Regions from separate parts of the Homo sapiens genome. Here region 1 is linked to region 2. A link is a loop called in an ENCODE intact Hi-C map of the cell type or tissue named here. Cell type or tissue: GM12878. All regions are shown on one strand. Links, peaks and the distances in the headings refer to the core of each region. The heading gives the core; the rest is flanking DNA.

Region 1 (16,663 bases), core at 4,979-12,978, 130 kb after region 2:
TCCTTTTTTTTTTTTTTCAGATGGAGTCTTGCTCTGTCACCCAGGCTGGAGTGCAGTGGCACTATCTTGGCTCACTGCAACCTCTGCCTCCAGGGCTCAAGCAATTCTCCTGCCTCAGCCTCCAGATTAGCTGGGATTACAGGCGCCCACCACCAGGCCCAACTAATTTTTGTATTTTATTTTATTATTTTATTTATTTATTTTTGAGATAGGGTCTCACTTTGTCACCCAGGCTGGAGTGCAGTGGCGTGATCTTGGCTCACTGCAACCTCTGCCTCCCGGGTTCAAGCGATTCTCCTGCCTCAGCCTCCCAAGTAGCTGGGATTACAGGTGCCTGCCACCATGCCCGGCTAATTTTTGTATTTTTAGTAGAGACAGGGTTTCTCCATGTTGTCCAGGCTGGTCTCAAACTCCTGACCTCAGGTGAGCCACCCGCCTTGGCCTCCCAAAGTGCTGGGATTACAGGGGTAAGCCACTGCACCCAGCCTAATTTTTGTATTTTAGTTAAGACCGGGTTTCACCATGTTGGCCAGGCTTGTCTGGAACTCCTGGCCTCAAGTGTTCTGCCTGCCTCGGCCTCTCAAATTGCTGGAATTACAGATGTGAGCCACAGCATCAGATCTAGGCTTTTCTTGTTGGGAATGTTTTTCCTTCTTTCACAAAACCTTTTATTTTGAAAACAATATAAACTAGAGAAAAGTTGCAAGAATAGTGCAATGAACTGAAACGCCCTTCACCTAGATCACTAATTGTTAGTAAACATTTTGCCACATTTGTTTTTTTCTCTTTCTCTCCATTTGAAATTAAGTTATAGATATCACAACCCAACATGCCTAAATAATTTAGTGTCTATCCTTGAAGAAAGATATTCTCTTACTGTACAATCACCAAATTCAGGACATTTAACATTGATACACTATGATTATCAATATATAGTCCATATTCAAATTTTGCCAATTGTCCCAGTAATGCCTTCTGTAACAATCCTTCTCCCTTCACACATTTCATTTAGTTCTCGTGTCTATTTGGGCTCCTTTAATCTAGAACAGTTCCTCAAACTTTGTTTTCTATGACATGAACATTTTTGAAGTGCACAGTGTTGACAAAAAGAGTCAAACTCTGTAAAATATTTAAAGAAATTTATTCTGAGCCAAATATGAGTGACCATGGTCTGTGACACAGCCCTCAGGAGATCCTGAGAACATGTGCCCAAGGTGGTTGGGTGCAGCTTGGTTTTATACATTTTAGGGAGGGCATGAGACATTAATCAAATACATTTAAGAAGTACATTGGTTTGGTCCAGAAAGGCGGGACAACTCAAAGCAGATAAGGCAGTGGAGGGGCGGCGGGGGCGGGGGCGGGAGGGCGTCGGTCGGGGGGCCTTCCAGGCTATAGGTAAATTTAAACATTTTCTGGTTGACAATTGGATGAGTTTGTCTAAAGACCTGGGATCCATAGAAAGGAAATGCTCAGGTTAAGATAAAAGATTGTGGGGGCCGGGCACGGTCGTTCACACCTATAATCCCAGCACTTTGGGAGGCAGAGGTGGGCAGATCACGAGGTCAAGAGATGGAGACCATCCTGGCCAACATGGAGAAACCCTGTCTCTACCAAAAATGCAAAAATTAGCTGGGGTTGGTGGTGCGTTCCTGTAGTCCCAGCTACTCAGGAGGCTGAGGCAGGAGAATTGCTTGAACCTGGGAGGCAGAGGTTGCAGTGAGCCGAGATCGCCACTGCAATCCAGCCTGGTGACAGAGGGAGACTCTGCCTCAAAAAAAAAAGAAAAAAAAGATTGTGGAGACTTCGCTGGCCTGGTGGCTCACGCCTGTACCCCAGCACTTAGGCCAGGCGCAGCGGCTCACTCCCGTAATCCCAGCACTTAGGCCAGTCGCACTGGCTCACATCTATAATCCCAGCACTTTGGGAGGCTGAGGCAGGCGGATAGCCTGAGGTCGGGAGTTCGAGACCAGCCTGGCCAGCATGGTGAAACCGCTTCTCTACTAAAAATACAAAAATTAGCTGGGCGTGGTGGCAGGCGCCTGTAATCCCAGCTACTCGGGAAGTTGAGGCAGGAGAATGGCTTGAACCCAGGAGATGGAGGTTGCAGTGAGTCAAGATGGCGCCATTGCACTCCAGCCTGGGCAACAGCATGAAACTCCATCTCAAAAAAAAAAAAAAAATTAGCCAGGCATGGTGATGCGTGCCTGTAATCCTAGCTACTAGGGGGCCTGAGGCAGGAGGATCACTTGAACCTGGGAGGTGGAGGTTGCAGTGAGACAAGATGGTGCCACTCTACTCCAGCCTGGGCAACAGAGTGAGACTCCATCTCAAAAAAAAAAAAAAAAGATTGTGGCGAGCAAGTTTCTTTTGAACTCTTATAGTGGCTGCCCTTAGAGAGAATAGATGACAGATGTTTCCTATTCAGACCTTAAAAGGTGCTAGACTCTTAGTTAATCTCTTCAGGAGTGCTCGCTTCGGCAGCACATATATATGATGATCTCTTCAGGGTTCGGAGGGCCTGGAAGAAAAAGATATAGCTATGTTAATAGAGATTCTTTACAGATGTGAATCTTCCCCTCCAAAGGACAGCTGTGCAGGGCCATTTCAAAATATGGCAAAGAAACATGTTTTGGGGTAAAATATTTTGACTTTCTTCTTTGTCACATAATGTTATGCCAGAGTCAGATTGGAAAGTAAGTCACGATATATAGGGTTAAATCAAACCCATCTGATGAGAATTTATAGTTTGTAGGCCATGACTCTCCAGACCCTTAAGATAGGAATTTAGGCAAGATGAAAAAAAAAAAATCAGAGCTTAGTCTTCACAGACAAATAGATTTTTAGAATGTTCATCAATTTAGGTTTTCTAAATGTCTCTTCATGATGAGGTTTCTTCCATTTTTGGCAGTAAACTACATAAATGATCTTGTATATATATATATTAGAAATACAGGCCCAGAGCGGTGGCTTATGCCTGTAGTCCCAGCACTTTGGGAGACTGAGGTGGGCCTCACTTGAGGCCAGGAGTTCCAGACTAGCCTGGGCAACATGACAAAGCCACATCTCTACTAAAAATACAAAAATTAGTTGCGTGTGGTGGCATGGGCCGGCCTGTAATCCCAGCTACTCAGGTGGCTGAGGCAGAAGAATCGCTTGAACCCAGGAGGTGGAGGTTGTAGTGAGCCAAGATCATGCCACTGCACTCCAGGCTGAGACACAGTGAGGCTCTGTCTCAAAAAAAAAAAACAAAAAAACAAAAAAACCCCACAATGTTGGGTGATTCACTATTAAATAGTAATTTACCAGTTAAGAAAAAATATGGAGCACGAATTTCCACGTCAGCATGTCATCCTTTCACAGGAGGCATGCTAATCTTCTTCGTAACATCCAATTTTAATATATATGCTAGGCCGGGCGCGGTGGCTCACACCTGTAATCCCAGCACTTTGGAAGGCCAAGGCAGGCAGATCACAAGGTCAGGAGATCGAGACCATCTTGGCTAACACGGTGAAACCCCGTCTCTATTAAAAATACAAAAAATAAGCCGGGCGCCGTGGCGGGCACCTGTAGTCCCAGCTACTCAGGAGGCTGAGGCAGGAGAATGACGTGAACCCGGGAGGCGGAGCTTGCAGTGGGCCGAGATCACGCCACTGCACTGCAGCCTGGGCAACAGAACGAGACTCTGTCTCAAAAAAATACACACACACACACACACACACACACACACACACATATGTGCATACACACATACGTGCACGCACATGTACATATATACATACGTGCACGCACATGTGCATATATACATACATGCACGCATGTGTATATATACATATGTACACACATATACACATATATATGCTGAAGCAAGCATAATTTACCAATTTTTTAAAGGAGGATTATGTCAAATCAAAAACTGTGATGGGACCAGGCAAGGTAGCTCATGTCTGTAATACCAACACTTTGGGAGGCCAATGTGGGAGGATTGCTAGAGGCCAGGAGTTTCAGACCAGCCTGGGCAGTATAGCAAGACCCTGTCTCTTAAAAAAAAAAAGGCAACTGTGATGGATGTGAGATCTTACCCCACTTGCATAGTCATAAATAAGCACATAGATAGAGATGATAAATAGATACTAGACGAAACATCAGGTTTCGTCTAGTCAAAGATCAGAGCTTTATTTACTCACAGCAATAAGAGTAGCCACAGCGACATTGCTGAGTTGTCCTCAAGCCTGAGAATTCATATAGGAAAGAGACTCTCCTCAAAGGAGAGGGAAAAGCTTTGTTCCCTAAGGTAAACACATTTTCCTTAGGAACAAAAAGGAAAGGAGTTTGTGGATTCTCACCTTTTGGAATCTAAGTATCTATCTCTACTGGGAAGATAAAATCAGCCTCTTTGAGGCTTTTCTCCACTTTTGACTTGCAAACTCATGGAGAGATAGTTCTCTACATTCTTTCAGAGATCTTTCTAGGGAGGAGGGGAAGTTCCCTATCCTGGAATGTAAGGCTCTGCCTCCAGGTAAGAGAAGTTTTATTATCCTTTAAGTGGAAGCCAGTGTCTCTATAATGAAGGTTGTAGAGAACAAATATTTATGGGGGAAATGAAAGCAAGCATTTTCATTTTCATAGTAGATTAATATCTGTGGTTCAAGAGCCTGAGTTTGCAGGAACACTCAGTAATACAGAGAAAATGTATTTCCCACAGACTATAGTGCAAAACTTCAGAATAAATAAAAGTTGACTTCAGTAACACATGGGTATCCCTTCTGCCCTCCTTCCCTCCCATTTACTGCATCTTTTTTTTGATCTTTGGTGCTCTCACCGGACTCTACCCTGTACTTCTATTTTGGGGTATGGATCCCTTCCCAAAAGACTCTTTGTTACAAGATTACTTTTCCCATATTTTACATCCTATACTTTTAGAGTAGCTCATCTCAGCTAGTTGTTATAAGGAAAGTAAACTAAGTCAAAATTAGTCATCAATGAATTATTAGCTTTTAGTACTGCGGGAGATTTTTTTTTTCAAGAGTACCAATGTGTCCGGAATTGGTGGGTTCTTGGTCTCACTTCAACAATGAAGCTGCGGACCCTCGCGGTGTTACAGCTCTTAAGGTGGCACGTCTGGAGTCTGTCCCTTCTGATGTTCAGATGTGTTTGGAGTTTCTTCCTTCTGGTGGGTTCGTGGTCTCGCTGGCTCAGGAGTGAAGCTGCAGATCTTCGCGGTGAGTGTTACAGCTCATAAAAGCAGCCTGGACCCGAAGAGTGAGCAGTAGCAAGATTTATTGCAAAGAGTGAAAGAACAAAGCTTCCACGGTGTGGAAGGGGACCCGAGCTGGTTGCCAATGCTGGCTCAGGCAGCCTGCTTTTATTCTCTTATCTGGCCCCACCCACATCCTGCTGATTGGTAGAGCCGAGTGGCCTGTTTCGTCAGGGCGCTGATTGGTGCGTTTACAATCCCTGAGCTAGATACAAAGGTTCTCCACGTCCCCATCAGATTAGTTAGATACAGAGTTTCCACACACAGGTTCTCCAAGGCCCCACCAGAGCAGCTAGATACAGAGTGTCGATTGGTGCACTCACAAACCTTCAGCTAAACACAGGGTGCTGATTGGTGTGTTTACAAACCTTGAGCTAGATACAGAGTGCCGATTGGTGTATTTACAATCCCTGAGCTAGACATAAAGGTTCTCCAAGGCCCAACCAGAGCAGCTAGATACAGAGTGTCAATTGGTGCACTCACAAACCTTGAGCTAAACACAGGGTGCTGATTGGTGTATTTACAATCCCTGAGCTAGATATAAAGACTCTCCACGTCCTCACCAGAGCAGCTAGATACAGACTGTAGACTGGTGCACTCACAAACCTTGAGCTAAACACAGGGTGCTGATTGGTGCATTTACAATCCCTGAGCTAGATATAAAGACTCTCCACGTCCTCACCAGAGCAGCTAGATACAGAGTGTCGACTGGTGCACTCACAAACCTTGAGCTAAACACAGGGTGCTGATTGGTGTATTTACAATCCCTGAGCTAGATATAAAGACTCTCCACGTCCTCACCAGACTCAGGAGCCCAGCTGGCTTCACCTAGTGGATCCCGCACCGTGGCTGCAGGTGGAGCTGCCTGCCAGTCCTGCGCCGTTTGCTCGCATTCCTCAGCCCTTGGGTGGTCGATGGGACTGGGCGCCTTGGAGCAGGGGGTGGTGCTCGTCGGGGAGGCTCGGGCCGCACAGGAGCCCACAGAGGGGGTGGGAGGCTCAGGCATGGCGGGCTGCAGGTCCCGAGCCCTGCCCCGTGGGAAGGCAGCTAAGGCCCGGCGAGAAATCGAGCGCAGCGCCGGTGGGCCAGCACTGCTGGGGGACCCAGTACACCCTCCGCAGCCACTGGCCCGCGTGCTAAGTCCCCCATTACCTGGGGCCAGCAGGGCTGACTGGCTGCCCGAGTGCGGGGCCCACCAAGCCCACGCCCACCCGGAACTCCAGCTGGCCCGCAAGCGCCGCAGGCAGCCCCGGTTCCCGCTCGTGCCTCTCCCTCCACACCTCCCTGCAAGCTAAGGGAGTGGGCTCCGGCCTTGGCCAGCCCAGAAAGGGGCTCCCACAGTGCAGTGGGGGGGCTGAAGGGATCCTCAAATGCCACCAAACTGGGAGCCCAGGCAGGGGAGGTGCCGAGAGCAAGCGAGGGCTCTGAGGACTGCCAGCACGCTGTCACCTCTCACCAATACTTGTCATGTGGATGGGAGACACTGTAAAAATAAAGTGAGGTGGAAGGAAAAGGTCTGTGAAAGCATACTTGTAATTCATAAAATACCATATAAATGAAAGTAAAGTTGTGTAATAATTCTAAACCAAAAATAAAATTCTAAGGCCCCCCAACCATCTGAATGGACTTTCTCCTGGCCAGGGCACTTTTAAAATTTAACCTGAAAGACTGGTTCGGGCCGTGATGGAAGGGGGTGGTCAGACATGCCTTGTTATACCTCTCCGGCATTAATATCAACACAGAATTCAGTCTGATAAGAAACATTTTACAGCCTATTCTCTCTCAAGCCCACTACCTGAAGGCCTCCTCTGCACATCAGAACTTTGGTCTCCATAATCCTTCATCTTAACCCAGACATTTCCTTTCTATTCATCCCAGGTCTTTAGATAAACTCAACCAATTGTCAACCAGAAAATTTTTAAATCTACCTGCAACCTGGCAGCCCCCTTCCAGTTGTCTTGCCTTTCTGAACTGAACCAGTGTATTTCCTAAATGTATTTGATTGAAGTCTCATGTCTCCCTAAAATGTATAAAACTAAGCTGCACCCCATTCGCCTTGGGTACACATTCTCAGGATCTCCTGAGGGCTGTGTCATGGGCCATGATCACTCATGTTTGGCAGAATAAATTTCTTCAAATATTTTACAGAGTTTGACTCTTTTTGTTGACATAATTATGCACCGAGACTTGGGAAAGAGAAGACACTTACCGCAGTGTATTTTAATACATATGACGTTGACTTCCTGCATTTTGGTGCACAGGTCTTCATTTTCCTGCCTCCGTTTCATGGTCACAAGATAGCTGCTGTACCCACATGTCAGGCCTCTGAGCCCAAGCTAAGCCATCATATCCCCTGTGACCTGCACGTATACATCCAGATGGCCTGAAGTAACTGAAGAATCACAGAAGAAGTGAAAATGGCCCATTCCTGCCTTAACTTATGACATCCCACCATTGTGATTTGTTGCTGCCCCACCTTAACTGAGCGATTAACCTTGTGAAATTCCTTCTCCTGGCTTAGAAACTCCCCCACTGAGCACCTTGTGACCCCCACCTATGCCTGCAAGAGAAAAACCCCTTTTGACTGTAATTTTCCACTACCCACACAAATCCTATAAAACGGCCCCACCCCTATCTCCCTTCGCTGACTCTTTCTGGACTCAGCCCGCCTGCACCCAGTTGAAATAAACAGCCTTGTTGCTCACACAAAGCCTGTTTGGTGGTCTCTTCACACGGATGCGCGTGACACCACAGAGTCACATTTATATTCCTGGCAGAAAGAGGAATATAAAGTAAAGGAAGAAGAAGGCAAATAAGCTTTGTCTTTTTATTCTGAAAAGGACACTACCCTCAGAAACCACCACCTTCATCTTATTGCTAAAAGCAGCGTCACATGACCAGCACAAGTGCAAATGAGGATGGGAAAGTGAGTTTTTAAATTGAACACATGGCTATTTCAAATAAAAGCAGGGTTCTATTACAAAAAATGGGGTGTGTGTGTGTGTGTGTGTGTGTGTGTGTATGTGTAGAGGGGGATATTTTTTAAATAGGCAACTAATAGTGTTGACTTCATCCAGCAATTTTACCTCCAGGAATGTATCCTATAGTGATATATGAGGACTAAGCTCTGATTTTTTTTTTTGCCCAAATTCCTATCTAAGGGGTCTGGGGAGTCATGCCCTACAAATCATCAATTCTCATCAGATGGGTTTTATTTAATCCTGTATATTGTGACTTACTTTCCAATCTGACTCTGGCATAACAAGGAAGAAAATCAAAATATTTTACTGCAAAACATGTTTCTCTGCCATATCTTGAAACAGCCCTGCAAAGTCTCTTGTGGGAAAAATCCACATTCTGTAGAGAATCCCCTTTCCCCCTTTGTTTTCCTTCCTTCCTTTCCAGATCCAGGAGATAATCAGCTAAGAGCCAGGCACCCTTCTAAGTTCAATAAGAAACATTTTACAACCTGCTCTCTCTGAAGTCAGCTATCTGAGAGCTTCCTCTGCACAATAAAACTTGGTCTCCACAATCCTTTATCTTAACCTGAACATTTTCTTTCCATTGATCCCCGGCCTTCAGATAAACTCAACCAACTGTCAACCAGAAAGTATTTAAATTTACCTATAGCGTGGAAGCCCCGGCTTTGCATTGTCCTGCCTTTCTGAACCAAACCAATGTATTTCTTAAATGTATTTGATTGATGACTCATGTCTCCCTAAAATGAATAAAACCAAGCTGGCCGGGCGCAGTGGCTGATGCCTGTAATCCCAGCACTTTGGGAGGCCAAAGTGGGCGGATCACGAGGTCAGGAGATCGAGACCATCCTGGCTAACACGGTGAAACCCCGTCTCTACTAAAACAAAAAATTAGCCAGGCGCAGTGGCAGGCACCTGTAGTCCCAGCTACTCGGGAGGCTTGAGGCAGAAGAATGGCGTGAACCTGGGAGGTGGAGCTTGCAGTGAGCAGAGATCACGCCACTGCACTCCAGCCTGGGTGACAGAGCGAGACTCCGTCTCAAAAAAAAAAAAAAAAAAAAAACCCAAGCTGTGCCCCGACCACCTTGGGCGCATATTCTCAGAATCTCCTGAGGGCTGTGTCATGGGCCATGGTCACTCATATTTGGCTCAGAATAAATCTCTTCAAATATTTAACAGAGTTTGACTCTTTTCATCAACATATCCACTGTGGCAGAAACCTGTTGGTGTCCCCACCTCAATCCCTGGGGATCCCTGCTACCATTTTGTGGTGCCCATTCCCCCAGGAGCTGTGGGTGCTGCTGGTAATGGTTTGTACCTACAACCCCAGGGGACTGGACTTGGATGATTAGAGCCACCTGGACATGAAGTTCATGGGAGTTATGTGCTGCTTTAACCAGTGACTGTCTATGGTAGGGTACAAATGTTCTGGTCCCTTGCCTAAGGGCAGACAGATTCTGCTTGCACTTTATGCTTCAGGGCTCCCGGTAGGAATAGGCTGAGTCTAGACTTCCCCTGAAACCATTCTTGCTTTCCTTCTTCCCCTCCCCTGGCCTGCTTCCCTCCCTCACCCTCCTAGATTTCTACCTAGACTACTTTCCTAATAAATCACTTGCCTACGAAGCTCCACCAGTCTCAGCTTCTAGGGAAATAGACTGAAGACACTCACGTATGCACAAAATGACATATACAAGATTATCCATTGTTTCATTCATAATAGAAGACTGTTAACAAGCAAATGTTCATCACTAGGCTCCTGGTTAAATAAAGTACAGCTGCCCCAGGAAGGAAACTAGGGGTTCAGGAATACGGTGAAAAGTAAACTTTCACTGAACTTTTAGTTCTTTCTGAATTTTTTTTTTTTTGAGACAGAGTCTCCCCCTTGCCCAGGATGGAGTGCAGTGGCACGATCTCGGCTCACCGCAACCTCCGCCTCCTAGGTTCAAGTGATTCTCCTGCCTCAGCTTCCCGAGTAGCTGGGATTACAGGTGTGCATCGCCACACCCGGCTAATTTTTGTATTTTTAGTATAGATGGAGTTTCACCATGTTGGCCAGGCTGGTCTCGAACTCCTGACTTCAGGTGATCCGCCTGCCTTGGCCTCCCACAGTGCTGAGATTACAGGTGTGAGCCACCGTGCCTGGCCTCTTTCTGAATTTTGAAGCATTTGGATGTATTGCTTTTTTTTTTTTTGAGACGGAGTCTCGCTCTGTCACCAAGCTGGAGTACAGTGGCGAGATCTCGGCTCACTGCAACTTCCACTTCCCGGGTTCAAACGATTCTCCTGCCTCAGCCTCCCGAGTAGCTGGGACTACAGGCGTGCACCACCACGCCCGGCTGATTTTTATATTTTTAGTAGAGATGGGGTTTCACCATGTTGGCCAGGCTGGTCTCGAACTCCTGACTTCAGATGATCTGCCTGCCTCGGCCTCCCAAAGTGCTGGGATTACAGGCATGGGCCACCATGCCTGGCCTGCTTATTTTTTAAAAAAATAAAATTAATGTTAAAATAATTAATTAAGGCTGGGCACAGTGGCTCACACCTGTAATCCTAGCACTTTAGGAGGCCGAAGCAGGTGGATCACTTATGCCCAGGAGTTCGAGAACCAGACTGGGCAACATGGTGAAACCTCATCTCTACAAAAAGTAAAAAAATTAACCGGGCATGGTCGTGCATGCCTGTGTTCCCAGCTACTTGGGAGGCTGAGGTGGGAGGATCACTTGAGCCTGGGAGGTCGAGGCTGCAGTGAGCTATGATTGTACCACTGCACTCCAGCCTGGGTGACAGTGAGATTCTGTTTCCAAAAAAAATTAATTAATCAAAAAATCCACTAAACAAGTAAATTGGATACTTAGGTGAAAATCTTAAGTGTAGGCCGGGTGCAGTGGCTCACGCCTGTAATCCCAGCACTTTGGGAGGCCGAGGCGGGTGGATCACAAGGTCAAGAGATCGAGACCATCCTGGCTAACATGGTGAAAACCCGTCTCTACTAAAAATATAAAAAATTAACCGGGCGCGGTGGCGGGCGCCTGTAGTCCCAGCTACTCCGGAGGCTGAGGCAGGAGAATAGTGTGAACCTGGGAGGCAGAGCTTGCAGTGAGCCGAGATCGTGCCACTGCACTCCAGCCTGGGCGACAGAGCGAGACTCAGTCTCAAAAAAAAAAAAAAAGAAAGAAAATCTTAAGTGTAAGTACCTAAACAATCTATTAAATGACCTGTGAAACCAAGGGCTCCTAATGCTATGACCAAAGACTGAAGCTCTCTATGAGATGCCAGCCACTCAATAGTGCACTTTTTCTGAGAAGATATAAGACAGCCACTCAGAATTATGATGTAATAATTGGTAATGTGGGGAAGTAAATAAATGTCTCAAAGTTTTGCTTTTGAAAAATGACTAGTAAATAGTAATAACAAAACTGTTATTTATGGAGGGATGAGTCTGTGGCCTATCTCTCTTCCCTTTTATGTCTACGTTTCTCACAGTCATCTACACTCCCTGTCACTTGTACTTATTCCCTTGACACTGCAATCTAGCTTCATCCACTCCCCCAAAATGACTCTTCCCAACGCTATCAATGACCCCTTTGTCTTTCCATCCAGTGGCTGTTTTTCAATCCTCGTATTCCTTAACTCTCAGCAGCATTCTGTGACATGATGCTCTCCTGGTGTTCTGCCTGCATCTCTGCTCATTTCTTTTTAGACTCCTTTGTCAGTTTATGCTCTTCTGCCAGTCTTTTTTTGAGACGGAGTTTCGCTCTTAGTCCAGGCTGGAGTGCAGTGGCGCGATCTCAGCTCACTGCAACCTCAGCCTCCCGGGGTCAAGCGATTCTCCTGCCTCAGCCTCTCCAGTAGCTGCGCCTGCCACCAGGCCCAGCTAATTCTTTTCTTCTTTTTTTTTTTTTTTTGAGACAGAGTCTCGCTCTATCCCCCAGGCTGGAGTGCGTACTCTATCCCCTAGGCTGGAGTACAGTGTCGCAATCTTGGCTCACTGCAACCTCCGCCACCCAGGTTCAAGTTATTCTCCTGCCTCAGCCTCCTGAGTAGCTGGGATTACAGGCGTGTGCCACCATGCCTGGCTAATTTTTTATTTTTTATTTTTGAAATGGAGTCTTCCTCTGTTGCCCGGGCTGGAGTGCAGTGGTGCGATCTCGGCCTACTGCAACCTCTGCCTCCTGGGTTCCAGTGATTCTCCTGCCTCAGCCTCTCGAGTAGCTGGGACTACAGGTGTGCGCCACTGCGCCAGGCTAATTTTTGTATTTTTAGTAGAGACAGGGTTTCACCATATTGGTCAGGCCAGTCTCAAACTTCTGACTTTAGGTGATCTGCCCACCTCAGCCTCCCAAAGTGCTGGGATTACAGGCGTGAGCCACCATGCCCGGCCAATTTTTGTATTTTTTAATTAGCAACGGGGTTTCACCACGTTGGCCAGGTTATTAACCACATCCATGGCTCTGATTACCACCTGTGGATAAATATGTCCCCAGTTCTCCTCTGAGCTCCTATTTTCCTTTTTTTTTAGAGGGTCTCACTCTGTCACCCAAGCTGGAGTGCAATGGTGCGATCATGGCTCATTGCAGCCTTGACTTCCAGTGCTCAAGCCATCCTCCCACCTCAGCCTCCCAAGTGTCTGGGACTACAGGCATGAGCCACCAAGCACCAGCTAATTTTTGTATTTTTTTGTAGAGAAGGGGTTTTGCCATGTTGCCCAGACTGGTCTCAAACTCCCGAGCTCAAGCGATCTACTGGCCTCGGCCTCCCAGACAGCTGGGATTACAGGCACAAGCCACCGTGCCCAGCCTCTGAGCTCCTATTTTCCTTTTATTATTATTATTATTATTATTATTATTATTATTATTATTATTATTATTTTGAGACGGAGTCTCACTCTGTCACCCAGGCTATAGTGCAGTGGCACGATCTCGGCTCCTGGGTTCAAGCCTCCTGGGTTCAAGTCATTCTCTAGCCTCAGCCTCCCAAGTAGCTGGGGCTACAGGCATGCACCACCATGCCCGGCTAGTTTTTCTATTTTTAGTAGCGATGGGGTTCACCATGTTAGCCAGACTAGTCTCAAACTCCTGACCTCATATGATCCACCCACCTCGGCCTCCCAAAGTGCTGGGATTACAGGCGTGAGCCACCGCGCCCGGCCTGAGCGCCTATATTCAACTGCACATTTAACATTTCCACTTGAATATCCCATTGAATGGCACCAACATTCATCCAATTTCTCCTTTCAGGAGCTTGGGGACCATCTTTCTCTTTTAGTATTCATATCTAACAAATCACCAAGTTCCATCAATTTTATCATTTAAGTATCTTTCTAATCTGTTCATTTCCTTCCATCTATACTGTCACCACCCTCATTTTAACTACCTTATAGTTTCTCACCTGATTAGTCCAAAAGCCTTTTAACTTCCTTTCTGCTTTCAATCTTGTTTTTTCTCTATTGCATTCCTCACACTGCACCCAGAATAATCTTTTTAAAATGTAATGTCACACTCCCTTCAGTAAAATCTTGCCTTTGATTTTCAGTGCATTTCAAATGAAGTCCAAAGTTCTCACCATGAACTCCAGTGCTGTGTGATCTGGCCTTTGCCTGCCTCTCCCATTTTGTTTCACAGCCCTCTCCCTTTGGCTCCCTCTAGGTTCCTTCCTCAGCAGTGGTTCTTTATTGTCTCAGGGCATCTGCTTTTGTTGTTTCACAGTTGTTAACATTCTTCTTTCTGCTTTCATGTATTTGGCCTTTTCTCAGTGTTCAAGTCTTGGATCAAATGTCACTTCCTCAGAAAGCCCTCTCCAGGCCGGGCACAGTGGCTCACACCTGTAATCCCAACAATTTAGAAGACCATGGTGGGAGGATCACTTGAGCCCAGGAGTTCAAGACCAGCCTGCGCAACATGGTGAAACTCCACCTTTACAAACAATTGTTTAAAATTAGCTGGATGTAGTAGCGTGCACCTGTAGTCTCAGCTACTCAGGAGGCTGAGGTGGGAGGATTGCCTGAGAGGTTGAGGCTGCAGTGAGCTAGGATTGCACCACTGCACTTCAGCCTGGGTGACAGAGCAAGACCCTGTTTCAAAGAACAAAATGCATCTTATTCTTGGTACTTGTAATTTGTAAACACATTCATTTACACATGCACATACGTCTATATAATTACATATTAAATATGTAATTATGTATTCACGTGTTTATTGTCCATCTCCAACACCCACCTCTATCCCAAATGTCAACTCCATAGAGGCAGGGACCTTATTAGTCTTGTTCACCAGTGTATTCCTTTTAGCTAGAATAATGCCTAGCACACAGCAAGAAAAGTAAGAAAAATGATGTGGGGAATCTTTTAACAAATGATTATTCATTCAGAGATTCCCCACATCATTTTTCTTTCTTTTTTGCCCTCTAGTTACATTGGCTTTGAATTCTTTTTTCTTTTTTTTTGAGACTTAGTCTGGCTCTGTCGCCCAGGCTGGAGTGCAGTAGCGCCATCTCGGCTCACTGCAATCTCCGCATCCCGGGTTCAAGCGATTCTCTTGCCTCAGCCTCCTGAGTAGCTGGGATTACAGGCGCCCGCCACCATGCCTGGCTATTTTTTTGTATTTTTGGTAGAGACGACGTTTCACCGTGTTAGCCAGGATGTCTTGATCTCCTGACCTTGTGATCCACCAGCCTCGGCCTCCCAAAGTGCTGGGATCACAGGTGTGAGCCACCGTGTCTGGCCTCAGCTGAACATTTTTTAAGAATTCAAAGCTGGCCAGGTGCGGTGGCTCACACCTGTAATCCCAGCACTTTGGAAGGCTGAGGCGGGTGGATCACAAGGTCAAGAGATTGAGACAATCCTGGCCAACACGGTGAAACCCCGTCTCTACTAAAAATATAAAAATTAGCTGGGCGTGGTGGCATGCGCCTGTAGTCCCAGCTACCTGGGAGGCGGAGGCAGGAGATCGCTTGAACCCAGGAGACAGAGGTTGCAGTGAGCCGAGATCTTGCCACTGCACTCCAACCTGGCAACAGAGCAAGACTCCGTCTCAGAAAAAAAAGTTCAGCTGGTGCTGTGGCTTATGTCTGTAATCCCAGCATTTTGGGAGGGTGAAGCAGGAGGCTCACTTGAGTCCAGGAGTTCAAGACAAGCCTGGGCAACATAGTGAGAGCTCCATCTCTACAAAAAAATACAAAAATAGCTGGACATGATGGAGAACGCCTGTGGTCCCAGCTACTCAGGAGGTTGAGGTAGGAGGATTGCTTGAGCCCAGGAGTTTAAGGCTCCAGCTGACCATGATTGCACCACTGCCCTCCAGCCTGGACAACAGAATGAGACCCTGTCTCAAAAAAAAAAAAGAAAGAAAAAGTTATGTAACTTTCTCCCTCATTTCCTTAGAATATGCTATTTGCTCTGCCTGATAAGCTCCCTGCCACCACATATTTAGTTAATGACTACCTGCTTTCTAGGTCTCAGTGTAAATGCTACTGCTTTAGCGTTGCTACTCCTGACATTCTAGACAAGGTGAGGTCACTGTTATATAATCCCCTAAAACCTATCTTTTCCCTTCAGAACACTTATGATTTGTAATTATTTTTATTTATTTTTGTTTGGCTGGGTTTTTTGTTTGTTTGTAATTATATTTTCTTGTTGGTCTGTTTGCTCTAGACCAGAGATCAGCAAACTCCAGCCCATGGGCCAAGTCCAGCCTACCACTTGTTTTATAAATAAAGTTTTTGGAATACAGTAAAATGCATTCATTTATGTATTGCCCATTTGGCTCCTAAAATATTTACCGTCTGCTTTTTTTTTTTTTTTTGAGATGGAATTTCGCTCTTTTTGCCCAGGCTGGAGTGCAGTGGTGCAGTCTCAGCTCACTGCAACCTCCGCCTCCTGGGTTCAAGTGATTCTCATGCCTCAGCCTCCTGAATAGCTGAGATTACAGATATGCACCACCACGCCCAGCTAATGTTTGTATTTTTAGTAGACATGGGGCTTTGCTATGTTGGCCAGGTTGGTCTTGAACTGCTGACCTCAGGTGATCTGCCGGCCTCAGCCTCCCAAAGTGCTGGGATTACAGGCGTGAGCCACGGTGCCCAGCCACCATCTGCTCTTTACAGAAAAAGTTTGCTCACCTCTACTCTAGACTAGAGTATAATCTCTATTAGGACAAAGATGATCTCTTCCTACACACTACTAAAATTTAAAGAATTTCCGTAAAAACTAGTGAAATAAAATAAATGGTAATCGCTCTGCTAAGTACTTTATATGTATTACCCACATCAATTTTATGAGAAAAATATTATTATCTACAATCTACACATGAGGAAACTGAGGCTCAGAGCCATCTGGTGAGTTGCCCTAAGGTCACACAGCTGATAAGTAGCAAACTGATGTTTGAATCTAAGTTTAAAACAATGTTTCTTCTTTAAATTTTTTTTTTTTTTTTGA
Region 2 (16,663 bases), core at 3,220-11,219:
GAAGAAGTAAAACTATCTATTTGTAGATGTTATACTGTGTATACAATATCCCAAGGAATTCACTAAAAAAATAGAATAAATGAGTTCAGCAAGGTACAAGAACAATATATAAAAATCAAATGTATTTCTATACATCAACAATGAATAATCCAAAAATGAACTAGAAAATAACTCCATTTATGTTACCATCAAAAAGAATAGAATACTTAGGAATAAATCAAATGAAAGTGAAAAACTTATACTCTGAAAACTATAAGACTTTATTGAAAGAAATTAAAGACCTAAATAAAGAAATCCAAACCAGAAGGCTTAATATTATTAAGATAGCAATATTTCCCAAATTACCTATAGATTCAATGAAATTCATATCAAAATACAAGCTGGCTTTTTATTTTTTGCAGAAATCAATAAGATGGGGCCTGGTAAGGTGGCTCACACCTGTAATCTCAGCACTTTGGGAGGCCAAGGCAGGTGGATCGCTTGAGTTCAGGAGTTTGAGACTAGCCTGGGCAACATGGCGAAACCCCGTCTCTACTAAAAATGCAAAAATTAGCCAGAATTTGGCCCCCCCAGCTAATTTTTTTGTATTTTTAGTAGAGATGGGGTTTCACCATGTTAGCCAGGATGGTCTCGATCTCCTGACCTCGTGATCTGCCCGCCTTGGCCTCCCAAAGTGCTGCAATTACAGGTGTGAGCCACCGCGCCTGGCCAACACTTCCCAATTTCATTTTAGCTGGTGTGTCTACAATCATTTTGGCATTTTTCCAAGTTGTGAATATGTTATCAAACATATATAAAATTTGTCTTCTGTCTACATTTGTCACTATTCTGTTTTGAATTCACTATTGCACATTATAGGAAGATGCTTTTCCCTCCAATAGTAAGCATGTAACATTTTTATGTAATTAAAAATTTTTGATGCCAGATGGCAGTGTTATATTACAGTCTCCTTAGGCAGCTTCTTCCCATGAAGATAGAGTATTTAGGACTGTGGGTTTAAATAAGAATATTCAATGCCTTTATTATGCTACAGGGAAAAACTATGGGGTCGCTAAGTATTTCATAATCTCTTGGCAGAACATTTTATAGAAACACATACTCTCTTGGCCGGGCGCGGCGGCTCACACCTGTAATCCCAGCACTTTGGGAGGACGAGACGGGCGGATCACGAGGTCAGGAGATCGAGACTATCCTGGCTAACATGGTGAAACCCCGCCTCTACTAAAAAATACAAAAAAATTAGCTGGGCGTAGTGGCGTGCACCTGTAGTCCCAACTACTCGGGAGGCTGAGGCAGGAGAATGGCGTGAACCTGGGAGGCGGAGCTTGCAGTGAGCCGAGATCGCGCCACTGCACTCCAGCCTGGGTGACTGAGCGAGACTCCGTCTCAAAAAAAAGAAAAAGAAAAAGAATCACATACTCTCCAGACTGAAAAAGGGCTAACGGGTCATTTATGCTAATCACCCGACTGATGCTTGATGTCACCTTCCTATTTGTTTCTCTATCCTAGTAACAGTTAAGCCACTTTACATTAAAGGCTCAGGAAGGAATTATAGATTGTGGTTCAGATGACTTAGGTTTTACTTCCAGTTCTATCAACTATTTCTAAGATGTGGGGCAAGCCACTTAAATCAATTGTATCTCTGTTCCCTTATCTTTAAAATGAGGGAGTTGTATAGATGACCTTGTTGGGGCTCAGAAAAGGATTCCCCAAAGTATGGCACTTTGGCATGCTGAGTACTTTGAACTAAAGGACATTGGAAGGCCTCAGAATCCACCTCAGAACCAAGGTCTCTGACCTTCTCCTGCCCTCCTATCTCTTACCCTTCATTCTCCGCAAGTGAGTCACAGAAACCAGGATTCCTCTTCCCCAAGGTGGGTCACAGAAACTAGAACCCTTTTCCCCAAAGGAAGACATAAAACCTACAAATATTACTCTAAACTTCCCCAGCCTTTCTGCCTAGGAGCTGGCCATAAAGAAATTCTCTGATGTACCCTTGTCAGATAGGAGATCATAAGGCCCTCATTCCAGAGTGGCCCCGCCCTATACCCTGGAAAAAGGAAGGTCACACAGAAAGGCCAAGAAGAATCTGAACAGGCCTTGCTGGGTTTCTCCACTCTTACTATTAGTTCATTCTCTTTTCCAGTCACATCTCTACATGGCTGTCCATGCTTCATAAGCATAAAAACAAGCAGTTTTCCCTGGGTGTTTGGCTCTTCATTTCTGAAGTCTCTTATAAATCTTTGACCAAATAAACCTGTTACGCCTTTCTCTTATTAACCTCCCTTTTCGTATAGGACTGTCAGCCTTGACCCTTATGATGGGTGAGGAAAGGTATACCTTTCTGCCTCCCAACCTCTAAGGAACTGTTGACCACCTCTGTAAAAATCTATGACAATATAGATGGAGAGCATTTTTTGAAAGATTCATGGCAGGAGCACTTGGAACACCAAGAAGAAGAAGAAACTATGGGAAATACAAACTTTTTTTTTTTTTTTATGTTGAGACAGAGTCTCACCCTGTCGCCTAGGCTGGAGTGCAATGGTGTCATCTCAGCTCACTGCAACCTCCGTCTCCTGGGTTCAAGTGACTCTCCTGCCTCAGTCTCCCGAGTAGCTGGGACTACAGGTGCCCACCACCACACCCGGCTAATTTTTGTATTTTTAGTAGAGATGGGGTTTCACCATATTGGCCAGGCTGGTCTCGAACTCCTGACCTTATGATCCGCCCACCTTGGCCTCCCAAAGTGCTGGGATTACAGGCGTGAGCCACCACCGTGCCCGGCCAAAGAATACAAACTTTTAACAAAGTATTTTTTTCAAATGTTCAAAGGAAATGTAATTTAGACATTTTTAGAGAACACACAGTGAAAAAAGTATGGCTGAACACATTTTTACAAATAATGATCAAAGTCCTAATGTTTCATTACAGTGATCTGGCAAAAATAAACATGTCATGTAGGATTAGTAATGAATGAATGAATAATGAGGAAACAGAATAATACAGGATTAAGACAAATATGAAATAAAAAAATGAGTTCTCCTTTAAGCAAGGAACCAGCTTTAATTAAAGGGAAACCCTGAAGCAAACCACTTGGGTCTTAAAATACTGTTTTGGCTGGGCATGGCAGCTCACGCCTGTAATCCCAGCACTTTGAGAGGCCAACGTGGGTGGATCTCTTGAGCCCAAGAGTTCGAGACAGTCTGACCAACATGGCGAAACCCCGTCTCTATTTATAAATAAATAAATAAATAAAAATTTAAAATACTGTTTTGGCTCTTTGTGGTAAATCCTGACATCTACATTATCCAGAATCTAAGTAAAGAACTTGCTGGCTGGGTGTGGTGGCTCACACCTGTAATCCCAGCACTTTGGGAGGCCGAGGCAGGTGGCTCACCTGAGGTCAGGAGTTCAAGACCAGCCTGGTCAACATGGTGAAACCCTATCTCTACTAAAAAAATACAAAAAAATTAGCCAGGCATGGTGGCACACACCTTTAATCCCAGCTATTCAGGAGGCTGAGGCAGGAGAATCGCTTGAACCTGGGAGGCGGAGGTTGCAGTAAACTGAGATGGTGCCACTGCACTCCAGCCTGGGCAACAGAGTGAGACTCCATTTCAAAAAAAAGAACTTGCCTTTAAATCAGGTTAAAACAAATCCTCAGATAAGATTAAAATTCAAGTCGACTAAATTGAAAGCGGCAGATTTCCTGTTGGATTCTCCTGCCTCTCAGGGTAAAACATAAGGACTCTCTAACTGCTTTATTGCCCTTCTAAAATCCTCCATGTCTTTGAATACTGTCAAACATGCTTAGATAACTATGAGAAACGGCAATGCATGTCTGCTGTAGGAGATTAGCAAAGGTATGTGAGGTGAACTTACTGATAATCATTGAAGACCTAATTGAATTAAAATGCTTTAGTAAGTTTTAGGACAGGCTTGGTGGCTCACACCTGTAATCTCAGTACTTTGGGAGGCTGAGGTGGGCAGATCACCTGAGGTCAGGAGTTCGAGACTAGGCTGGCCAAAATGGTGAAACCCTGTCTCTACTAAAAATACAAAAAATTAGCCGGGTGTGGTGGCACCCGCTTGTGATCCCAACTCAGGAGGCTGAGACAGGAGAATCGCTTGCACCCGGGAGGTGGAGGTTGCAGTGAACCAAGATCGCACCACTACACTCCAGGCGGCAACAAAGAGTGAAACTCCATCTCAAAAAAAAAAAAAAGATTTAGTAAGTTTAAAAATTATTTTCATGCTGTTGTAACATCTATAAAACTATAATTTTCTTTTCTTTTCTTTTCTTTTGAGATGGAGTTTTGCTCTTTGTTGCCCAGGCTGGAGTGTAGTGGTGTGATCTTGGCTCACTGCAACCTCCGCCTCCCGGGTTCAAGCAATTCTCCTGTCTCAGCCTCCCAAATACCTGGGATTATAGGCACCCGTCACCACGCCCGACTCATTTCTGTATTTTTAGTAGAGACGGGGTTTCACCATGTTGGCCAAGCTGGTCTCAAACTCCTGACCTCAGGTGATCCGCCTGCCTCGGCCCCCCCACAGGGCTGGGATTACAGGCGTGAGCCACCATACACAGCCAAAACCATAATTTTCATATTTCTAATAGCAGCTTAGTTTTTATCTCTTCTGCAGAAACCAACTCAGAGTACTTCTAACAGTTTCAAGTCCTAATTCATAATGTGAAGTTATGTTTTATTCTAACTAAGGTTAAGAAATTTTATAAATACTTAGAAACATAGTCGAGAAAATAGGTTAATTCAGGAGATCTGATGGGAAATTACAGTGAGCAGTGCTAATCTGGGAGTCAGGTTGCTTTGAGGGTAACAATATTATAATTGCACATGCATATGCAAGTATAGTAAATACTTTCTATATAATATAAATTTTATGGTCTTAAATACTCATATGTGAGCAACCATATGAATATATAAGAGGAATCATGTTATATAAGGTGTCACGAAAGAAGAAAGGCCTTCCATGTATCAAACAAAAAACCCCCACAAACACAACCAGCATTTATCTTCCTTGGAAAAAGAAGAAATTAAAAATCAAATATAAGGTGAACATGTTAGCCCACTTTACTTCCATTCAATGATGTTAGCAAAAATATATCATTATAGAAGATTTAGGGGTACTGATGGTTAAGTGGGAAGAGTAGAAGTGATCTGGGTAGTTAAAATTTCTTCAGCTTTTTTCTCTTTAGTTTATTAATAAAAGCCATTTTATATGAACTATTTAAAAAATTTATTTTTTTTGATGTGATGACTCAAGGTAGAATATATTGTATGAACTCTTGCATTATTATTTTTATTTATTTTTTTTGAGACGAAGTTTCGCTCTTGTTGCTCAGGCTGGAGTATAGTGGCATGACCTTGGCTCACTGCAACCTCTGCCTCCTGCGTTCAAGCAATTCTCCTGCCTTAGCCTCCTGAGTAGCTGGAATTACAGGCATACATCATCATGCCTGGCTAATTTTTGTATTTTTAGTAGAGACAGGGTTTCACCATGTTGGTCAGGCTGGTCTCATAGTCCTGACCTCAGGTGATCCACCTGCCTCGGCCTCCCAAAGTTCTGGGATTACAGGCGTGAGCCACCATGCCCGGCCTCTTGCATTATTATTAATATTAGATCTCTCAATGTTATGATAATTGGCCATTATGCACAAGGCAAAGTCGAGATCCATAAGAGTTAAGTGATTTATTCGATGTTCTGGAGAGATGGCGTGGATGGGATCAGCGTTCGTTTTACTGTATCTTAAGATTTTAGTTTTAGTCTTAGCACTATTATTATTTTATTAGACAGCAAGTCTCAGTTAATGTTGTGCAGGCTGATTTCAAACCCCTGGGGCCTCAAGCGATCCTCCCACCTCAGCCTCCCGAGTAGCTGGGACTATAGGTGTGCACCACCATGCCCAGCTAATTAAAACAATTTTTTATAGAAGCAGGGTTTCTCTATGTTGCCCAGGCTGGTGTCAAACTCCTGCATTCAAGCGATCCACCCACCTTGGCCTCCCAAAGTGCTGGGATTACAGGCATGAGCCACCGCACCCTGACACAAATAACATTTCAATATCTCACTTTCCTATTCTGTGAAATCAGGGATCAGAAAAATAACATTTTAAAATGTGATGGAGTTGGCTAGGGTAATCAAAAAAGTGTTCTGTGCTAGAAATTTGGAAATGCTTGGACAAACGAAGTTAAACAGTTTCTTAGCTATAGTATTTCTCAGAGCCTTTGACAAATTAACATTCATAATAGTGGCATGTTGCCCTTCACAAACTTTTTGGACATATAAACACTTTTTGTTTTATGTTATGGCACACCATGTAACTGCAGTGAATCTGAAGGATTTCAGGGCAGAACAAAGAAAAAGATGTGACCACAAGGTGGCAGTGGGACACAACAAGCTCTCTTTGGACAGCGCTTTGACAGGTTTGTATGCCGGGAAGTCCCTCACAGCATGAGACCTTCCAAAGGCAGCGACAGTGTAGGGCGGCCACTACTCAGAAGGGGGAGGGTAAGAGAATTCCTGGAGGACTAGAGAGAGGGTGTATGTGTCATGACGTTGTTTAGCAGCAAGATCGGCGGGGCGGGTGGGGGGGTGTCTCTGGGTTACAGAGCTCCAAAGGGCAGCAGTGATTTGGGGTCTTTTATAGCCTGGGGTTTTTATCTATGGATAGTAGACGTTGAGTGTAGTTTGCAGGGTATGTAAAGCAGGTGGGCTCTAGATAGATGGCTAATAATTTGGTTATTTAGGCTATACTTAAACAATTGGATGTGTAAACATTTGATTTGGTGATGATGGGCTTTTGAGCTAACAGTCCTGGTTGCTGTGAAGAAGTAAACAACACAGGGCCCCAAAGGTCATTTTTAGATCATGTAACGGTAACACCTAGTCCAGCATTTACCAACTGTGATCTTCCAGATCAAAAATATTTTTATTCCAAATATTTTGAACTCCTGCCATTTCAATGTCTACTTCCACTACTTCTGGCAGCCACACAAAAATATAAGAAGTGATTTGAAAGGGGTATGCTATTCTTTTTTTTTTTTTTTTTGAGACAGTGTCTCACCTTGTCACTCAGGCTGGAGTGCAGTGGCACAATCTTGGCTAATTGCAACCTCTGCCCCCCAGGCTCAAGTGATCCTCATGCGTCAGCCATCAGAGTAGCTGGGATTACAGGCGTGCGCCACCATGCCCAGCTAATTTTTGTATTTTTAGTAGAGAGGGGGTTTCACCATATTGGCCAGGCTGGTCTCAAACTCCTAATCTCAAGTGATCTGCCTGCCTTGGCCTCCCAAAGTGCAGGACTACAGGCGTGAGCTACCACACCTGGCCAGAAAATGATATGCTATTCTTGCTGCAAATGTTGAAGTTGACTGATAATTTTTCTTTACCATAAAGCAGTGGTTCCCAAAGTGTAGTCTGCATATTCTGTAGTCTGAGACCCTTTCAGGGTTGTGAACTGAACTAGTTACTTTTCTCATGGAACACCATTTTTACTTTTTAAAAGAATGATTGATATGGTTTGACTGTGTCGCCACCCAAATCTCATCTTGAATTGTAGCTCCCACAATTCCCATGTGTCGTGAGAGGGACCCGGTGGGAGGTAATTGAATCATGGGGGCAAGTCTTTCCTGTGCTGTTCTTATGATAGTAAATAAGTCTCATGAGATCTGATGGTTTTAAAAGGGGAAACCCCTTCTCTTGGCTCTCATTCTCTCTTGCCTGCCACCCTGTAAGACGTGCCTTTCGCCTTCAGCCATGATTGTGAGGCTTCCCCAGCCACGTGGAACTGTGAGTCCATTAAACCTCTTTTTCTTTATAAGTTACCCAGTCTTGGGTATGTCTGTATCAGCAGTGTGAAAACGGACTAATACAATGACTACAGTGTAAGGTTATTCTTATTTGAGTACTTGGCAGACTATTTCATGAAAATAGAAGAAATGAGGCTGTCATTTCAAAGAAAACAAATGACAGAATTTGTTGTCAGTGATAAAGCTTTAGCTTTCAAGTGAATTTTGGAAGCCTCGTAGCTGCCACTGTGATCTTGAAAGCTATCCAGGACCTTTCTAATGACATCAGTTATTATGTTAACAACTGATTTTTGTTTTGGATAATAAAATGTGTCAATATTTAAAAGATCTATATAACTCAGAGAACCAATATTTTCCGAACTGCCAATGCATGATGTTACAAAATCATGCATTGGTAAAGATCAACTCAAAATTCAAGACAGACTAGTGCATCATAACACAAATGTATGAAAAGTGCATCATAACAAAATGTACGCAAAGTTCATTGATATGTTTTCAAGTTCCACATTGCAACAACCCATAAGAAATTACCACTTGCTGAGTTTTGGGGTATCAAAGAAGAGTATCCACAATGATCTGAAAAGTGATGATCTGAATGAAAATATATCTCTTTTCTAGGTAATAGATTTACGATTTTTAAAAAATGAATGTCTATTAAAATTTATCTGTTTTAATAGAAATTTTAATTTAACAAATATACATAAACAAAAACTCTTTGGGGATCCTCAGTGATTTTTTTTTTTTTTTTGAGATGGAGTCTCACTCTATTGCCCAGGCTGGAGTGCCGTTGTGCGATCTTGGCTCACTGCAAGCTCGGCCTCCCAAGTTCATGCCATTCTCCTGCCTCAGCCTCCTGAATAGCTGGGACTACAGGCGCCCGCCACCATGCCCGGCTAATTTTTTTGTATTTTTAGTACGGACAGGGTTTCACCGTGTTAGCCAGGATGATCTCGATCTCCTGACCTTGTGATCCACCTGCCTTGGCCTCGCAAAGTGCTGGGATTACCGGCGTGAGCCACCGCGCCCGGCCTGGGATCCTCAATAATTTTTAAGAATGTAAATGGGTCCTGGGGTCTATTTGAAAAATACTACCAGAAAGTATTATTTCAATTACTGAAACCTACAAATGGTTAAGTGTTTTCTCATCACCAACATAAAAATACGAAGGTAAAACCAATAGAATTGCTCTGAAACATACGGGGAATACAAAATCTAAGATGCTTCTTAAGTGAGTTACATTTATATCACATATCTTTTAGATTTTTATAAATTTTGTTTTCCATAATTATTATTTTTTTTTTTTTGAGATAGAGTCCTGCCCACTCTTGCCCAGGCTGGAGTGCAGTGCGGAGATCTTGGCTCACTGTAACCTCTGCCTTCCAGGTTCAAGCTATTCTCCTGCCTCAGCCTCCCAAGTAGCTGGGATTACAGGCACCCAGCCCCACACTCAACTAATTTTTGTATTTTTAGTAGACACAGGGTTTCACCATGTTGGCCAGGTTGGTCTTGAACTCCTGACCTCAAGTGGTCTGCCCACCTCAGCCTCCCAAAGTGTTGGGATTACAGGCGTGAGCCACTTCGCCTGGCCTATAATGGTATTTTAATTTGTATGTTGAACAAAGATGGCTCTTAAGGTTCAACATTAACAGCAATTCTACTTTTGTCTCCCTTGGTCCCTCCAAAGCTGTCCATTGAAGGATCATTCTTCCCACACTCTTAAATGAAAATTTAGTTAATACCATGACTTTCACATTTTTTCCACTATAGAACGCTCAAACAGCTGGGCGTGGTAGCTCACGCTTGTAATCCCAGAACTTTGGGAGGCCAAGGCGGGCAGATCACCTGAGGTCAGGAGTTCGACAACAGCCTGGCCAACATGGTGAAACACCATTTCTACTAAAAATACAAAAATTAGCCAGACCTGGTGGCGGGCGTCTGTAATCCCAGCTACTTGGGAGGCTGAGGCAGGAGAATCACTTGAACCTGGGAGGCGGAGGTTGCAGTGAGTCAAGATTGCACCACTGCACTCCAGCCTGGGCGACAGAGCAAGACTCATTATCAAAAAAAAAAGAAAGAAAGAAAGAAAAAAGGAATGCTCAACCGCATTTGTTATTATTTTTTTTTTTTTGGAAACGGAGTTTCACTCTTGTTGCCCAAGCTGGAGTGCAATGACGTGATCTCAGCTCATTGCAATCATTTAGTGTGATTAAGCTCATTGCACTCATTAATCATTTAGTGTCATTAAGCTTTCCTGGTGTCTGAAATCACATCAACTAGGCATTTATCTTAAATCCATGATCTGTTAACATATCTTTGGTTACTAGTGATCTCCATAATGACATAATTTATCTCAAAAGACTCCTTGGTTTGAAAATCTGATTAACCACTCCAGTATATTTTCCAGACTTGAAAACTGGTATTTAGGCCAGGCATGGTGATTCATGCCTGTAATCCCAGCACTTTGGGAGACTGAGCCAGGTGGATCACCTGAGGTCAGGAGTTCAAGACCAGCCTGGCCAACATGGTGAAACCCTGTCTCTACTAAAATACAAAAATTAGCTGGGTAGGGTGGTGCAAGCCTGTAATCCCAGCTACTTGGGAGGCTGAGGCAGGAGAAGCACTTGAACCCAGGAGGTGGAGGTTGCAGTGAGCCAAGATCATGCCTCTGCACTCCAGCCTGGGTGACAGAGTGAGATTCTGCCTCAAAAAAAGAAAAAAGAAAATTGGTATTTATTGCTTCTCTCTACAGATGCTTCTCAATTTATGATGGGGTTACACCCTGACAAACTCATAAGTCGAAAATACACAAAGTCGAAAATGTGTTCAATATACCTAACTTACTGAACAACATAGCTTAGCCTAGCCTACATGCTCAGAACACTTAAATTAGCCTACAGATGGGCAAAATTTTCCGACACAAAGCCTATTTTTTAATAAAGTGTTGACTGTCTCATGTAATCTATTGAATATTATACTGAAAGTGAAAAAAATGCTTGCACAGGTTCTTGAAGTATGGCTTCTACTGAATGCATATGGCTTTTGCACCATTGTAAAGTCGAAAAACTGTAAATTGATCATTTTAAGTCAGGGATCATCTGTGTGCTGACAGCCACCACGTCCAACCAATTAATTTTTAATAGTTTAAAAATAATCCACATGATATAAAATTCAAAAGATACAAAAGGGTATACAATGACATTTTTTTTCCTACTCTTGTTCCTTCACAACTTTCTGTGCAGCTAACCCCAGTTAACAGTTTCTTTTTTTCTTTTTTCTTTTTCTTTTTTTGACACAGGGTCTCACTCTGTTACCCAGACTGGGGTGCAGTGGGGTGATCATGGCTCACTGCAGCTTCGACCTCCCAGGCTTAAGTGATCCACCCACCTTAGCCTCCCACAGTGCTGGGATTACAGGCATAAACCACTGCACCCGGCCACCAGTGTCCTTACTGGCTCTAGTTTCTTAAGAAATGTCTTTGCATAAAGATCTAATCTTCACTACAGATGTCACTGATACCCAGATACAATCTATGGTTACAGCCTTGGTTAAGGCTGGCAACCTAAAAATAAAAAAGAGAAGTTGTCAAAGGGACTTCCTAAAAATAAAAGAGAAGTTGTCAAAGGGACTTCCAGGATAATAGCTTAACCTACAGAATAATTGTTTAGACTGGCTGGGCATGGTGGCTCACGCCTGTGATCCCAGCACTTTGGGAGGCTGGGGTGGGTGGATCATGAGGTCAGGAGCCTGGCCTGACCAGTATGGTGATACCCCGTCTCTACTAAAAATACAAAAATTAGTTGGATGTGGTGGCATGCGCCTGTAGTCCCAGCTACTTGGGAGGCTGAGGCAGGAGAATCACTTGAACCTGGAAGGCAGAGGTTGCAGTGAGCCAAGATTGCACCACTGCACTCCAGCCTCGGCGGGTGACAGAGCGAGATTCTGTCTCAAAAAAAAAAAAAAGAATAATTGGAATAATTATTTAGACTGTAATAAGAAAAATGAGCTGGAAGGACTGGGCATAACTACTGATTTACAAGTTAGATCCAGTTTATATTACGGTGTGGACCTATTATAGGGGTAATATGAAAGGGTGCCATGGTTTCTAGGGTAGGAGGATATATACCATGGCTCTTATACAGGCAAAATGGGCTACTGCTGTTTTGTTCTCCTCCAGTGAAGAGCCACATTAGCCTAAGAGTCCAAATTTTTCTGACTTTTTGTTTGTTTGTTTGAGACGGAGTTTCGCTCTTGTTGCCCAGGCTGGAATGCAATGGCGTGATCTCAGCTCACTGCAACCTCCACCTCCCGAGTTCAAGTGATTCTCCGTCCTCAATCTCCCGAGTAGCTGGGATTACAGGTGCGCACCACCACACCTGGCTAATTTTGTAATTTTAGTAGAGATGGGGTATCTTCATGTTGGTCAGGCTGGTCTCGAACTCCCAACCTCAGGTGATCCACCCGCCTTGGCCTCCCAAAGTAATGGGATTATAGGCATGAGCCACCACGCCCGGCTATTCTGATCCTAATGTCTACAGTTTGATAATAGTTAACAAGTCATTTAGTGTATTTGATAGATGTAATATTATAAACTTGAAATTTTCTTATTGTTTACATAAAGCATCATGTTCAATATCATGAACACAACTACTGCTGCCATCATAATCTTCTTCATAGGTAACATTTATTGAGCACTGGCCACCATTACCACCTTCATTTATCGTTATCATGACTAACATTTATTGAGCTCTTACTATGTGCAAGGCCACCACATAAGGAATTGTCAGAGGCCGGGCGCGGCAGCTAACGTCTGTAATCCTAGCACTTTGGGAGGCCAAGGCAGGCGGATTGCCTGAGCTCAGGAGTTAGAGACCAGCCTGGGCAACACGGGGAAATCCCGTCTCTGCTAAAAATACAAAAAAAATTAGCCTGGCATGGTGGCGTGCACCTGTAGTCCCAGCTACTCAGGAGGCTGAGGCAGGAGAATTGCTTTAACCCAGGAGGTGGAGGTTGCAGTGAGCTGAGATTGCACCATTGCACTCCAGCTTGGGTGACAGAGCAAGACTCCGTCTCCCAAAAAATTAAAATAAAATAAAATAAAATAAAGAATTGTCAGATAATCATGACTAAGTCTATGAGGTAGGTACTCTCATTATGCCTGTTTTACAGATGAGGAAACTGAATAATGAAATGGGTTAAGTAATGTACTCAAGGTCACACAGTAAAAGATGAAGCCAGAATTTGAACCCAAGCAATCTATTGCACTAACCTGTTATCAAGGGGCATCCATGGAAGAGTAATATACGTATTTGAGGACAGTAAGTAAGGACAGCTTCGACAGCCCCATCAGTCAGATTTACACAATGTCCCATATGAATCTCCTATGCAAAAATAAAGAAAATAAAGTCAAATGAAAACAAAGATCTATAATAACAGTATGAACAATTTTGAGAAACATTCTGATACAAAAAGAACCAGATATCTACTTGCAAAAAAAAAGTATATAGAAAAGACCAATATAAGTCTGAAGTAATTTGGAAGGAGCAGCTTAAAAAGTTAAATGCCCAACCATTTTATAAAGTAATGTGTAATAGCTATTAAAGCTGAAGATGAGTATGCCCCAGAACTCAGCAATTCCAATTGTTGATCTACAGAGAATCTCTTCTACATGTGCACAAGGAAACAATTTATAAATATGCCCTTTGCAGTATTACTTGTAATAGTAAAAAAAGTGGAGAACGGGAAAATCAATGCTTTATAGAAAACAGCTAAAATGAAAAATATCTACTTGTATTAATAGACATAAATCTCAAACATGTTAGTTCAGACCCTTTGGCAAACAGTATGGTAGTATCTTATAAAGCTAAACATGTATTTGCTATATGACCCAGCAATTTCACTCGTAGGCATTTACCCAAGAAAAATAAAAACATATGTCTACACAGAGGTTTGTATGCAAATGTCTGCAGCAGTCCAAAATTGGAACCCAAATGTCCATCAAATGATAAAATTATTTTTAAATTTTTTAAAAATTTCCATAGATTTTTGGGGAACAGGTGGTATTTGGTTACATAAGTAAGTTCTTTAGTGGTCATTTGTGAGATTTTGGTGCAACCATCAACCAAGCAGTATACACTGAACCCGATTTTTAGTCTTTTACCCCTCACCTCCTTCCCACCCTTTCCCCCTGAGTCCCCAAAGTCCATTATGTCATTCTTATGCATTTGCATCCTCATAATTTAGCTCCTACTTATGAGTGAGAACGTATGATGTTTGCCTTTCCATTCCTGAGTTACTTCACTTAGAAGAATAATCTCCAATCCCATCCAGGTTGCTGTGAATGCCATTAATTCATTCCTTTTTATGGCTGAGTAGTATTCCATTGTATACATATACCACAGTTTCTGTATCCACTCGTTGATTGATGGGCATTTGCATTGGTTCCACATTTTTGCAATTGCAAATTGTGCTGCTATAAACATGTGTGTACAAGTATCTTTTTCGTATAATGACTTTTTTCTCTGGGTAGACACCCAGTAGTGGGATTGCTGGATCAAATGGTACTTCTACTTTTAGTTATTTAAAGAATTTCCACACTGTTTTCAATAGTGGTTGTACTAGTTTACATTCCCACCAGCAGTGTAGAAGTGTTCCCTGTTCACCACATCCACACCAACATCTATTATTTTTTTATTTTTTTTATTATGGCCATTCTTGCAGGAGTCAGGTGGTATCGCATTGTGGTTTTGCTTTGCATTTCCGTAATCACAAATGATGTTGAGCATTTTTTCATGTTTGTTGGCCATTTGTATATCTTCTTTTGAGAATTGTCTATTCATGTCCTTAGCCCACTGTTTGATGGGACTGTTTGCTTTTTTCTTGCTAATTTGTTTGAGTTTGTTCTAGATTCTGGATATTAGTCCTTTGTCAGATGTATAGATTGTGAAGATTTTCTCCCATTCTGTGGGTTATCTGTTTACTCTGCTGACTATTCCTTTTGCTGTGCAAAAGCTGTTTACATTTAATTCCCAGCTATTTATCTTTGCATCAAATGGTAAAATTATAAATAAATTATGGCATATCCATACTATGGAACACTACTTAGCAATAAAAAGGGGCTGAGTGTGGTGGCTCATGCCTGTAATCCCAGCACTTTGGGAGGCCAGGGTGGGTGGATCATGAGGTCAGGAGACCGAGACCATCCTGGCTAACATGGTGAAACCCCCCGTCTCTACTAAAAATACAAAAAAATTAGCTGGGCATGGTGGAACATGCCTGTAGTCCCCACTACTTGGGAGGCTGAGGCAGGAGAATCACTTGAACCTGGGAGATGGAGGTTGCAGTGAGCCGAGATCATGCCACTGCACTCCAGCCTGGGTGATAGAGCAAGACTCCGTCTCAAAAAAAAAAAAAAAGGAATGAAATATTAACATATGCAATAACATGGATCAATCTCACAAACACTATGCTAAGTGAAGGAAGTAAAATAAAGAAATAAAAACCAAAATAGTATATTATATTCTGCAGAATTCCATTATATAAAATTATATGTATATAAAATTGAATTTATATACAATTATAGAAAAGCCAAAACAATGACAAAGTAAATCAGTGGTTGCCTAAGAGAGGGTCACAGAAGGGGATCAACTACAAAGGACCAGAGACAAAAAAACAAAATAAAACCACAGAGAACACAGACAACTTTTTAGGGTGATGAAAATGTTCTATACATCAATTGTGGTGGTGGTTATATGGCTGTATAACAATTACCAAAATTTATCCAACTATGCACATAATATGAGTGAATTTTCTTGTATGTAAATTATACCTCAATTATACCTGAAAAATTTCAGAAAACATAATTTTGAATAACAAATTGTAAAGGGACATATATTATGAAGCTATTATGTAAAATTTGAAAGCATATAAAACAAGGCTATATCTTATTTATAGATTTGTACATAATAGAAAAAGTATCCATTTCTGTCTGAGCAGGGTCCACAGGAAGAAAAAAAAGAAAAGGTATCCAAACATGCAAGGAGAGATACATAATCATATTTAGGATAGTGGTTACTTCTGAAGGCAGAAAGGGAGAATAATTGAGCGGGGCTTTAGATGTAACATTATTTTATTTTATTTTACTTTATTTATTTTTTTGAGACAGAGTTTCATTCTTGTTGCCCAGGCTGGAGTGCAATGGAGCAGTCTTGGCTCATTGCAACCTCTGCCTCCAGGGCTCAAGTGATTTTTCTGCCTCAGCCTCCCAAGTAGCTGGGATTACAGGCATGTGCAAATATGCCTGGCTAATTTTTGTATTTTTAGTAGAGACAGGGTTTCACCATGTTGGTCAGGCTGGCCTCAAACTCTGACCTCAAGTGATCCACCCGCCTCAGCCTCTCAAAGTGTTGGGATTACAGGTGTGAGCCACTGCACCCAGCTGTAACATTATTTTAGAAAAAGAACAAATCCAGCACTTTGGGAGGCCAAGGCGGGCAGATCACCTGAGGTCAGGAGTTCGAGACCAGCCTGGCCAACATAGTGAAACCCTGTCTCTACTAAAAATACAAAAATTAGCTGGGCGTGGTGGTGTGCACCTGTAGTCCCAGCTACTTGGGAAGCTGAGGCAGAAGAATCGCTTGAACCCGGGAGGTGGAGGTTGCAGTGAGCCGAGATCACTGCATACCAGCCTGAGTGACAAAGTGAGACTCTGTCTCAAAAAAAAAAAACAAACGAAAAAAAACATATTAAATTAAGGCATTAAAAAAAAGAAAATATTTCTGGCAGATTAGGGTCTTACTGAAATTGCATACTCATAGCATAACTTTTATGGAAAACAA

The links. Hi-C counts contacts between places; a loop is a spot of excess contacts. Peaks named below come from ENCODE experiments on the same cell type or tissue, not always from the same donor. Only the 100,000 strongest peaks of a DNase experiment are listed, where the experiment ranks them.
Region 1: it touches region 2 in a loop (5-fold over the local background); 3 of 110 quality-filtered maps call a loop at or near these places.

What each region holds. Positions count from the first base shown.
Region 1 is chr12:31,799,646-31,816,308 of GRCh38, forward strand. It overlaps the pseudogene RNU6-1069P. Among named protein-coding and RNA genes, the nearest start is that of H3-5, 16 kb to the left of the region's middle. In GM12878, for the core only: no CTCF peak of the experiment used is centred there; DNase peaks (open chromatin) are centred at 7,517, 7,746, 9,683, 11,726 and 1 weaker place; H3K4me3 peaks cover 2,523 bases; H3K27ac peaks cover 5,247 bases.
Region 2 is chr12:31,675,912-31,692,574 of GRCh38, forward strand. AMN1 (antagonist of mitotic exit network 1 homolog) reads right to left here. Exons shown (of 7, transcript NM_001113402.2): 6 at 13,096-13,207. Among named protein-coding and RNA genes, the nearest start is that of ETFBKMT, 25 kb to the left of the region's middle. RefSeq lists a silencer at 6,536-6,625. In GM12878, for the core only: a CTCF peak has its summit at 6,400 (motif pointing right); DNase peaks (open chromatin) are centred at 6,400 and 6,760; H3K27ac peaks cover 523 bases.